Linked DNA regions of Homo sapiens: region 2 is linked to region 1. Evidence: chromatin contacts called from ENCODE Hi-C or POLR2A ChIA-PET data. All regions are on one chromosome and are shown on one strand. The core of a region is the stretch at or near the end of the contact, and the rest is flanking DNA. Distances in the headings are between cores, read along the strand shown.

Evidence for each region. Hi-C counts contacts between places; a loop is a spot of excess contacts on that map. ChIA-PET counts read pairs that join two places held with the same protein, here RNA polymerase II (POLR2A). Pooled maps may share reads with other maps.
Region 2: a pooled map shows a loop between it and region 1 (2.3-fold over the local background). The contact joins two enhancer-like sites. A Hi-C loop is called at or near these places in 3 of 168 maps with a recorded cell type or tissue (PC-3, endothelial cell of umbilical vein and heart right ventricle), 11 of 37 single-sample maps with no recorded cell type and 13 of 50 pooled maps. POLR2A ChIA-PET finds 5 or more read pairs at or near these places in 7 of 52 experiments (GM12878, Panc1, activated CD4-positive, alpha-beta T cell and 3 more).

Annotation. Positions count from the first base shown.
Region 1 is chr7:92,618,375-92,623,807 of GRCh38, reverse strand. It overlaps CDK6 (cyclin dependent kinase 6), which reads left to right. Exons shown (of 8, transcript NM_001145306.2): 6 at 722-772. Among named protein-coding and RNA genes, the nearest start is that of FAM133B, 31 kb to the right of the region's middle. Within about 2 kb of position 2,592, at least 5 of the 41 ENCODE cell types and tissues checked have a DNase peak (open chromatin) inside an H3K27ac peak, as active enhancers do.
Region 2 is chr7:92,794,156-92,799,825 of GRCh38, reverse strand. The region is part of intron 2 of CDK6 (cyclin dependent kinase 6); the gene reads left to right. Among named protein-coding and RNA genes, the nearest start is that of CDK6-AS1, 39 kb to the left of the region's middle. RefSeq lists an enhancer at 1,871-1,940. Within about 2 kb of position 2,010, at least 5 of the 41 ENCODE cell types and tissues checked have a DNase peak (open chromatin) inside an H3K27ac peak, as active enhancers do.

The sequences.
Region 1 (5,433 bases), core at 1,343-3,842:
TTTATAGGGAAACCTAGAGAAGTCTCCTCCCTCAAGGGGCTACTTGATCTTCTTGGAGAAATGCCAGAAATGTCACAAAATGACCTTTTTTAATTGCCAGTTAAATGCTCAATGTAGACAAGGAAGGCTGTGTGTTTGAAGCAGACACAATTGCCTCTAAAGCCCAGAGTTAAGATTTAGAACTTGTAATGGTTAGCTGCCATAATATTGGGAGGAAGAAAAGTGGTATAATTAGAAAAATAGACCCAGAGGTGGTTCACTGCAGCATTGAGGACAAATGAAAGGAGAGAGACCCATGAGGAAGTACTCTGATAGCAGAGTAGTATGGAAAAAGTGCTCTGAGAAATATCAAAGAATCTCACCTATTTATGGTTCGAGACTAGGATGGTGGTATGTTCCACCTTATCACGAAGTTAAGCAGATCTTTGAAACCTGGAACTGAATTTGACGGTAGCACTGTTGTAAGAATGACTGCAAACAGAATGCCCGTGATTGTAAAACATGGAATTCATCTACCACCAGGTATTCATGAGAGATCCTAACCCATACATGAAATGCAGGGAAAACCTTCACTTACCAAAGGAAAAATGTCTCAATTTTTTTTACTTCTTCCCAACCCATAAAGAATATTTTGCTTCCTGTGAAACAATGATAATGGCAAATATGATTGAAATGTAATCTGAGAACATTTCTTATTTAAAATGTATCTTTATTCTTTTAGGCCTCTTTTTCGTGGAAGTTCAGATGTTGATCAACTAGGAAAAATCTTGGAGTAAGTAATAATTATAATTTTACACCAGTGTCCATAGCATTAAAACATTTACAGTGACTTTCCTCTGACATGCATATCATGTGTTTATCTCTTGTCTTTCTTACTTCAAGCAGCTGCTGCAGACAGTGTTACTATTTGTGTGGTGAGTGGAGACATGGTAGAAGTGCCGTTTTATGCAGAGCCCTAACTGCTCTGCTCTGGAAGCTTGTATGTTGCTTGTGTGGATCTTTTTGCTGCTCCTCTTTCTTCGTGTGGCTGAGCTCCAGTTCTTTTAGTTCAAATACATTTTCTGCTTGTGGTCATTTCAAAAGCACCCACCATCAGAGATGGGATGCCTGGTGACCAAGTACCCATCCTTGTCCAGTGAGCTTCCTGTCCCCACTGAGTATCCTTGGTCACCCAGGTTGGTTCTGCGTTGTTTTGTTTTGTTTTCCTGGGCGAAGGATGGTATGCTACACATCTCATTTTTCTTTGGAGCACCAAAATAGAAAATGAGAACCCTAAGTCTTTGGCAAAATAACTCTGCAACTTTGAGAAAGTCATTTAAAACACCTCGTGAAGGGCTTACACAGTGCCTGGCACATAGTAAGCACTTTAAAAAGTTATCTATTACTGTTACTATTAGAGTTCATCATTAATTATTTAACCTTTTATTTCCTTAACTTCATCTGAGAAATGAAACTCTGACTTAAATTCTCTATAAGATCCTTTCTTGTGCTCAAATTCTTTGGTTTCAGTTACATCGCTCCTTGATGATTTACATAGTTTCATTCATGTCTGCATGTTCATGCATGTATGCATTCATGTTTCTAGAATGTAACTGGGGCACTTCTTCTGACAAAGCATGCAGTGTGGCATCCTTTTTTGGTTTTTTGTGTTTGAAAGGCCCATCCAAATTGGAGTGGAGTAGGAAAAAAGTGGGAGTTCTAGACCAAAAATAGCCCTGATCTTTGGTCTGTGACATTTTATAGGAATCCCAGTGATTTTTATGAAATTCGAAGTCTGTAAGACTGAAAAAAAAAAAAAAACCACCCCTAAAGAACAGATTTTCATATCAGCACTGTCTACTCAAGCGTGACTGCTTAAAACAGTTAATAAAACTGGAACCTGATTTTGTTCTTTTAGTGACTAGAAGCAGCTAGACTTCTGTTAATGCCAGTGCTACTGCTGAGTCAGAACATAGTAGCTTTAAGGCCTGAATAACATTTGCTAGTTTTTTATGCCTGGGGGCTTCCTGGGTCCAGGGCAGGTGATGCTACTGCTCCTACTACTGACCACTCTGTACAGTGGATAAATTCAACACAAAGCCTTCATGTTACCCCTGCTTCTGAATGGCAAGTTATTTAATCACTCGATGAACTCCCATCTATTTTTCCCCATGACTGTTGAATATATTTTGTGTGCATGTGATCATAAAGAGGAAACTAGGGAAAGCAGACATACTGATGACCTTCTGTTAAAAGGAAAGAGAATCTTGACTAAAGTCAGCTTGCCAGGACTTGAAAGCCATCACCTTCTTTCCCTTATTTATACTACCTGACAGTTGTGTCTACCTCCAGCACTGATGTCTGCAATCTTGTTAACATTGTTAGTGCCCCCTTAGTACATGAGGCCAGTGAAATGGACCAGAAGGAACATTTGACCGGCATGTTTGACCTGCTTCCAAAGAAAAGCCAGTTCTGCTTTTGGCAAAGTCCTGACAATCGTAGGTTGCCAACAGCAAAGAAGCTGTAGAGTTCTATGGTTTGTGCCTTTAGATTTTACTTTGTGGTTTCTGGCATTGTGTCATCAAAATTATGTTCTGTTTCCTCTGAATGCATTACCTTGCCAGAGAAAAGGGACAATGCTGCACCCTAGCGTCACTGCTGAAGTACTTGAAAAAATATTTCTGTCTCCTCCATCACTGCCATTTATAGATTTTGTGCCCTGTTGGGCTTGCCAATATAAATGTCAACTTTTAAGGCTTATATTCAGCAGTCCAAATAGTGGAATTAAGTGCAAGCATTTTTAATGGACCTATCAGAATTTCACAACACATATTTGGGCCATAAAAGTTCATTCTGGACATGAAACCAAATTTTTTTTAAGGAAAGCCATATTCACATACTCTTTTTTATTTTTTTCTTTGGAGACAAGGTCTTGCCCTGTTGTCCAGGCTGGAGTACAGTGGTGCGATCTTGGCTCACTGAAGCCTTGGCCTTCCGAGCTCAAGTAATCCTCCTATCTAAGCCTCCCAAGTAGCTGGGACTACAGGCACAGGGCACCACAACCAGCTAATTTTTATATTTTTTATAGAGATGGAGTTTCACCATGTTGCCCAGGCTGGTCTTGAACTCCTGGGGTCAAGTGGTCCACTTGCCTCGGCCTTCCAAACTGCTGGGATTACAGCCACCCCACCTGGTCCATGTTCACATACTCTTAAAGGGAAAAACATTTCTGTGTTTAGGAAGATTTAAGCCTTCAAGTAATAGCAAGTATTAAAAGTGAAACAATAGTTTTAGCCTGTGACATCTTAGAGCATTTTTAAGAATGATGTCATAGCTAAATGGAAATAAAATATTGGAATAGAGAGAACGGAACTCACTCTGGACTCTGTGACTGAGCTTGCTATCTGTGACTTTGGCAGTTCATTTTATTCCTCATTCTCAATTTCCCCATCTATAAAATGAGACTAATAACACCTGACTTACATGTCTTAGGAAATTATTACAGGAATCAGAGGAGGTGATAGACTTAAAGTTTTATATATATAGTTATGTGTTTGTTTAAAATTTTATATAAAATTATATAAAGTTATTTGTATATGTACACACATACAAACAGAGATGTGCTGTTCCTCTGAAGGCTTTTGGCATTCAGTTGATCATATACTTGCAAGATGTAATTAGATGTAGATACATTCAAAGCCACAAATAAAAAAGATTTTAAATATTTCTAGGAGTTATTAATATAATCAATTTCTAGCTGACTGGTGAATATACACAAAAATATTGATACACATAGACCTGACAACTAAAAAGGAATGAAAGGAAATTTTTAAAGCTCTCTAACAAGCATTTTTCATTCCCTCCTCTGCCCTGTCCCATTGTATCCAGACACTTACACGTGCATTTCTTTTCATAATTAATAGTGGTATTTTTGGTTTTTTTCTTTTTACTTCTATTGTAGGCTGTACTATTGAACAAATCTATATATTGCTCATTGTCATTTCTATTTATTGCTTCTAGTAAATATGTCCATGAATCTGTCTTTGCCTCAATAATGTAGCTCTCTCAGTATGCCTGATAGAGGCCGAATTACAGTGTCTTCCCCAGACACCCAGGCAGAGAAGCCATGATGACAGGGTTATCTTCCCAGCTGAAGTCTATGGCCTGGGCTCCGTGTAGGTGAGGGAAGGGGAAATGAAGTGCTACAGATCTTGAGACCTGTACCACATCTTCCTGAAATCTGGAAGTACATTCATAAGAACACCTCTTCCTGGGCCTTAGTCCCAACAAGTAGAGGCCAAGCAGAAGACCCTAATGTGGGCCAGCACAATTTCTAACTGTAGTTAAAATTATTTGTTCCAGTATTTGAATAGCTATGTACCCCGTCCACTAAACTATGATTTTATTTTTGGTTCAGAGTTATACAGTCTGTGTGAGAAAGAAGTCCCTGCATCCTCTGATTTTCTCTGTTCAAACCTACTTACGACCTATATGTAAACTATAAATAATATCTATACAATGTATAAGTTATGTAAGTCCATTGACCCATTAATTTTTTAAAGAATCTTAAGTTATACATAGATACAAGCAGTTCATATTTTAAGTGTGGTAGTGATGTATTTCCTATGCATCTTGTATTAATAACATTTTCTAATTATAATAATAGTAGGCAGTGTATTGATTGATAATTGACTGTGTGTGATGTATATCAGGTGCTGTGCTTTGTACTTTAAATTATAAATTTATATATTACTATAAATTCAAATAAAGTATAACTGATCCTCATTACAACTGTAAGTTATTATCATTGTATACATAAAGACACTAAGGGTCATAGATGTTAAGTAATTTGTCCTTACCTGCCAGTAAGTGGCAGGTGCAGGATTTGAACCCAAATCTGCCTATTTCCGAAGCCTGTGCTTATCACTTGCTGTTCTTTCCACATTTCTGATCCCAGAATGGTTTTCAGGGGAAATATAAATAATAGTCTTTTAATTTACTGTTTGCTCACTTTGGAATACCACAGACTTCCTTTTATAAAATCATGTTTGTATAATGCAGGACTAGCACGTTTTAGCCTCATTTTTCCTTCTGATTCTAATGTATATATTTAATATGTAGGGAATTGCTCTTTAACCAAAAATGCAACCAAATTGATATGTTAATAAACCATGTTGGATGAGCATCATAAAATCATGTCAATACTGGGGTGTTCGATCAAAACACAAAAAGCATTCTTGGACATAAAGGAAGATATGTACCAGTATGGGTCTCCTCTGAATACAATAAGTCCTGCTTTGTCACTAAGTCAGAGCTTACTGCCTGGTAATATATTTTCTATTTCTACATCATCCCTTACATTTAGTGTCTGCTACCAGAGCAATCTCTTATCTCCTCCCACTGAATTTTACAATTCTTCTGTGAGATTACCCTCTCCCCCATGGCCACCATATT
Region 2 (5,670 bases), core at 761-3,260, 180 kb before region 1:
GAATCCGGAAAACCTGTGGCATTCTTAAAGGAGATGTATAGAAATCTTTTTTGAGCCCCACATTTGGAATATCACTTTTGCATATAATTTGTCCCACAATAAGGAGAAAATCACGAATGCCCCAGTGTGGTTACTGAGCACATGACTAGGCTGTCACCAGCTAAGTGACTTGTTCACCCATGCCAACCTTCACAGCACAGGCGGTTCAAAATTGCCTCTGACACAGTTGCTGTCTGTAGTAGATCTTCAGGGTCACTGGCAAATAGGACCCTGTATATTAAATAGATGAATGAGCAAGAAATCCTGTATTTTAAGTGAAAAAAAAAAAGACTATGGAAACTTGAGACTCTGCATTTAGGATTGAAGGAGAAAAAAGGGGGCAGAGAGAAAAGCAGACACAAGAGAAGTAGAGGGAGAAGTAAAAGAAAACTCTCAGGGAAGCCATGGGAGGGGAGAGTTTCGGGGAGGAGTAGGCATCTCATTCTGGTATCTGAGGTGCGTCCAAGAGGTGGAAGAGCCTAAAGACTGCATCCAGTAGTGGGGAATTACTGCTATCCATTTGAGAGACAGATCTCGCTGGAAGAGAAAGAGGGGAAACCTGGTAATAGATAACTAAGGAGTGAGAAAGTGTAGCACAAAGTGTAGAAACTGTAGCACAAAGTGTAGACTGTCATTCAGTAAATTGGGGGACATGGAATGTGGCTGGCAGAATGACAATCTGATAGAGATAGGCACAGTTAAACATTTTTGTTGTTATGAGGAAATAGGGAAGTGTATTAGAAGGAGCCAGGAGGGGAACACTTAAAGGGGAATTGAATGAAAGGGAATAAAAGCTGATGAATTGCAGATTTAGCATATTGTGGAGAGGCACAGTTCAGGAGGAATAGGGTTCGTCTTGAAGAGGAGGACACTTTCCTGTGAATCATGAGGGACAGAAGATCCATATAGAAGAAGACAATAGCTTTGATCTTCTATTACAAGAAAAGGACATTTGTGTGAAGCAGGGAGGAATTGGGAGCCCTAAGTAAAGGCTGAGGAAGTGTCTGGAGTTAGGAAGAGAGGGCAGGAGAAGGAAGAGCTAGATGTTGAAGAGGAGGAAGCAGAGGGATTGGCTGTCCTAAGAGGGACCCAAGCCTGTGGAAGACTTTAAAGTGGTCAGCACACTTGGGTTCCCTTAGCAACAGAGAGACTCTCCCTCATTCATCAATAAGAGTGGATTTATTCACTGATATGTAGACATTAAAAAATTGTTAGGGTGACATTTTATAAAAAGTAAGAACTCTCTTATATAGCAGATCTATAAAAATTAGTGTGCTAACTGGGCTTAGCAAAAGTTGGGCAAATCCTTCCTAAAACACAGTTAATATTTGTTGAATTCCTTTTTCATCAAAATGTTAACTTAGAGTTGAAATGCAAAAGAAGAGATTTGATAAAGCATTTTGACATTTGGCATTTTAAAGTAATTTCATTAGATCATCAAGCTATGAATTATTAAACATTATTCTACTGTAAACAGTTTTTTTCCATTATCTTTCTTTGAATTAGAAACAAGTTGCATGCCATTTGCCTAGAAGAAGATAAATGTATTATGCACTAAAATATACAAAGATTTTGGCACTGTTTTTTTTCTGCTTTTTATTCATTAATGCCTTTGTTTAGTCTTACATCAGATGAATTGGACAAATTTGGGCTTTGTATGGCTAAAGCCAGGAACAAAATTCTCTAACAGTGTTGACAAAATTCACTTGAAAAGTCAAGTCATCATTCAGGACGAGTCATTTTCAATTTAATTTCCACCCTAGCACACTTGAGAAAAGTAGAGTCATCTGTTATAGTGGCTCCCAGGATAGTGATTCCAGTAACTTCCAGAGGGGACAGTTTTGCTCACTGGAGCACCTCCAGTGTTAACACATCGAAGGTGTCCAAGATCCCGTTGTTGTCTGGCTGATTTTCCGTGGAGAGTGAGGAGGTGTTTGACAAGGCCCTGCAGGGGATTTCCCATCCCATGAGGCAATTCATAACCAAAACAATTCAGTATAAACCAAACTAACAATTAGCCTTTTCAAAAGTGCTCATCTGTGCTGCCCAAAGAGTTGATTTCTTTAGAAGTTCTTCTAACAAACCAGGGTAGTCCTGATCTTTATTCTTATAGGTTAAAAGTTGTAGGAGTTAAAGTCAAAATGCAGAAACATTATGCTACAGTGTGAAGAAAAGGTATGTCTGAGGGCCAGGGCCTTTTTAAGAGGCAGTCAGAACAATGGCTGGCTGCCCAAACATAGGGAGCCAATTCTGTGATGTGGTTGCCATGTTCCAGTATCCACCTGGCACTAAATGCCTAGAAGCCCAATTTCATTAGTATATATAGAGGGTTTGGGAGTCCAAGGTTGACAGACTCATCCCGACCTCACAAGAAAACTGAGGTTTGAACAAAAATGTTAATGCATTCTTTTCCAGTAAAAACTGTACATGTCAAGTATGCTTGCATCTGCCAGCCAAATCATTGTCTCCCTTGCATGCTTGTCTGTGGGAAAGCCAGGTTATAGTAGGATACTTGCATTGTGGACATGGAACCTGGAGAGGGGAGTTAGCTGATGAGATTAATGTCTGATAGCCTCAAGCTCTGGTGCCAGTTGCATCCATTTTGGCTGTAGGAGAGGAAGTTTCATTCACAAACTCTCACCTATGACAGGGTTGAGCCATGCTGCCAGTTGTGTCTTTCCAGAGTTTGCTTTTCTATAGATAACATACATACTTTTTGTAAAAGTACCGTTTAGTTGTCATCACAGCCTAGTCTGTTCGATGTGGGGTGGTCATAGTCTCTTGGGCCTTTTCTATTGGTAGATCATCCTCATCCCCACATTTTGGTTTTCCCTATTTCCATCTTAGAGTTTGTCCATCAGTTCAGTTCAGGGGATACCATGTTACCTGTCTCATGTCCTGCTTATGGATACTTTTCTGTCTGTTCATTGATATAACTTCTCTGACTAAAAGCTAACCTCCTGGAGATAAATTTTTGGCACATGACTTGATAGTGGTATTTAAAAAAAAGTTTAACTGGTATAAGTGGAATATTTTAAAGTGCCCTGTTTATTTACCTCTATGATTAAACAGTTACTAAAATATAAATTATAGACTTTGAGGGTTTTTTTTGAATTTTGATACAGAGATCATTTTCTTTTGAATAAAAAATAATGTGTTTACAGTTAAGGGGAAAATATCCTACTCTTACCAACTCAGTTTTCCCTTTCAATTGTAAAAGGGAAATAGACTGTATATCTTTACAATGTAGAAAAGAGATGTGGAATATCCAAGACTGAAGAAACAATGTTTAGGATAAATAAACAATATTTATGCACGTAGCAACTTATAAAATATTATTTTCTCTCAAATTATTCTATGAGAATGATTTAAAAGACTAAGAGTCTGTCTAAACTATCTGGTTTGTTATCATTTTTGTATCTTGAAACAAGTCAGTAAAAACTATGATCTCATAGAGCTACTTGTTATCTGCTAATTTGTCAATTTTGCTTTTTCTTTTACTTGAAACAAAGAAATGCAAACCAAGAAGGTAGTGATTAAATATCCATATGTCTATAACTTTTAAAAAATTGTATAAATATATATTTATTCCTAGGGTTATATTTTTCAAAAAATCTGTTGCTCATTACAGAAAAAAAAACTGATACATGCATGCTAAGTGAAATTTTTTTTTTGGATGAGTTTTTTTTTTTTTTTCTCCAAGTTAATTTCAGCTGCTGGTGGTGTTACCTTTGTCCTCCATTTAGGTAGCATTGCTCTGTGTTTACAACTTTCCATCTTAGTTTCAGTGGATATTCTTCAGAGAGTGACCTTATGCTCAAATAACACTTAAATGTAGGACAAGAAGGTGGCTTTAGTAGAATGACCTCCTAGTAACAGCTAAGAAACACTAGTAAATGACATTAACAGAGATGTACTTAATAGGCTAATGCTTAGATCAAACCTTTGTATAAACTAATTCAAAATGCATAATGTAAAAATCTATAAAATTCTGACACAAGAAAAACTGGTTAAATTAAACTATCTGGATATTAAAATCTTTGAAGGACATTTAAACACAGATAGGCTTATTGATTTAGACTTGGAAGATTTAGACTTGGAAGAAATAGCACGACTGAATGTGTGCTGTGGCACAGTTAGTTCTCTTCTATTGTTTTAATGATGCCCTTAATCCATACTGGGACAGGGCTTATCTAGGATGTGATTTAAGGTATGAAGTTACTTCTTTCAGGAAGTTTTCTTTTTTGTGATTCCTTGGAAATTTCTCAAAATGTTGGAAGAGTGAAACACATTGTCATTGTAACACATTTTGTGACCTAGTTTTGGTCTGAGTATACTTTTTTACTAGCAAGATACCCAGAGGATTTAGACTTTACTCTGACAGCTAAATGAACTCAAATGTATACTGAATGTAAATTGCTTTGAAGGCTGTGGATCACAAGTTAATAGATTCTGGACCTTGTTTTCCCTTTCATGAGCCAAACATTCCTTGGATTTAAGGGTAGGTTTAAATTAAAGTGTAGCAAATTGCTTCCCTCTTTGGAAATAAGCAAAATCACCCTTCTGATAATAAAATATTTCTTGAACATGTCAAGACAGTTACTGAGGAAAGAAAGCATGAGGGGAAAAACGACAATAACTTTTCAGAGACTTGCTCTTTAGGAAATGGAATATGTTTAGTAAAAGGATAATTGCCTTATCCCATGTGACTTGAAAATAATGAGACAAAGAGAAAATGAAAACACTCCATACAAGAACTTATATGACCAAATAAATCTGGTCCCATGGGAAGCAGTCCAGTTTTTCTAGCCCTACTTTAATTGAGCAAAACATTTTCAGACTCTTTTGGAATTATCTTCAGAATCGTTTTATGGGCCAAAGAATCAACATCTTTATTATCACACCTCTTTTTGGACCCAAAAGAATATTACTCAGCCTGATCCCCCACTTAATTTATCAGACTTGGTTCAGGCTTCTTCCAAAAATACAGTACACTCTCTTATAGGACAACTGAATATTTTTCTTAATTCATATTATATATCCATTCAGCAATCATGGCTGAGCACCCCCAATGAGTCAGGTATGTTGTGGTAGCACAGAGGAGTCCTGGCTGTGGGAGAGGGAGGGTGGAAGGGGAGACAGTAAGGATATGGAGAATGTGTGAGCATAATCTTTGAAGATCAGTAGGGACGTCACCAGATGGACAGAGAAAAAGAGAGCTTTCTAGGCAGCAGTAACAGCTGGTGTTGAGGCACAGCACAAAAATCACGCACATTCTAGCAACTGTAAGTATTTTTAGGATCCAATAAAAGATGAGGATGGAGTGGCGAGTGGGGCAAGATCACGAGTGACCTAATAAGCCATGGGATGGGGTATGCAGTGTTTAAGAGTGAGGGTTCTCTTGCTTGGTTTTCTGAGTACAAATCCTGGCTCTCTCATTTACAGTCTTTAGGATGCTGGGCAATTTACTAAACTTCTATACCTTAATTCTTCTCATCTGTGAAAGAGATGATGGTACCTGTATTATAGGGTAAAGAGATTTAAATACATAAAACAAAATTATTAGCATTGTGTCTGACACACAGTAAGCACTCAGTAAGTGTTAGCTATTTCTTCTGCTACTTTGTCCAG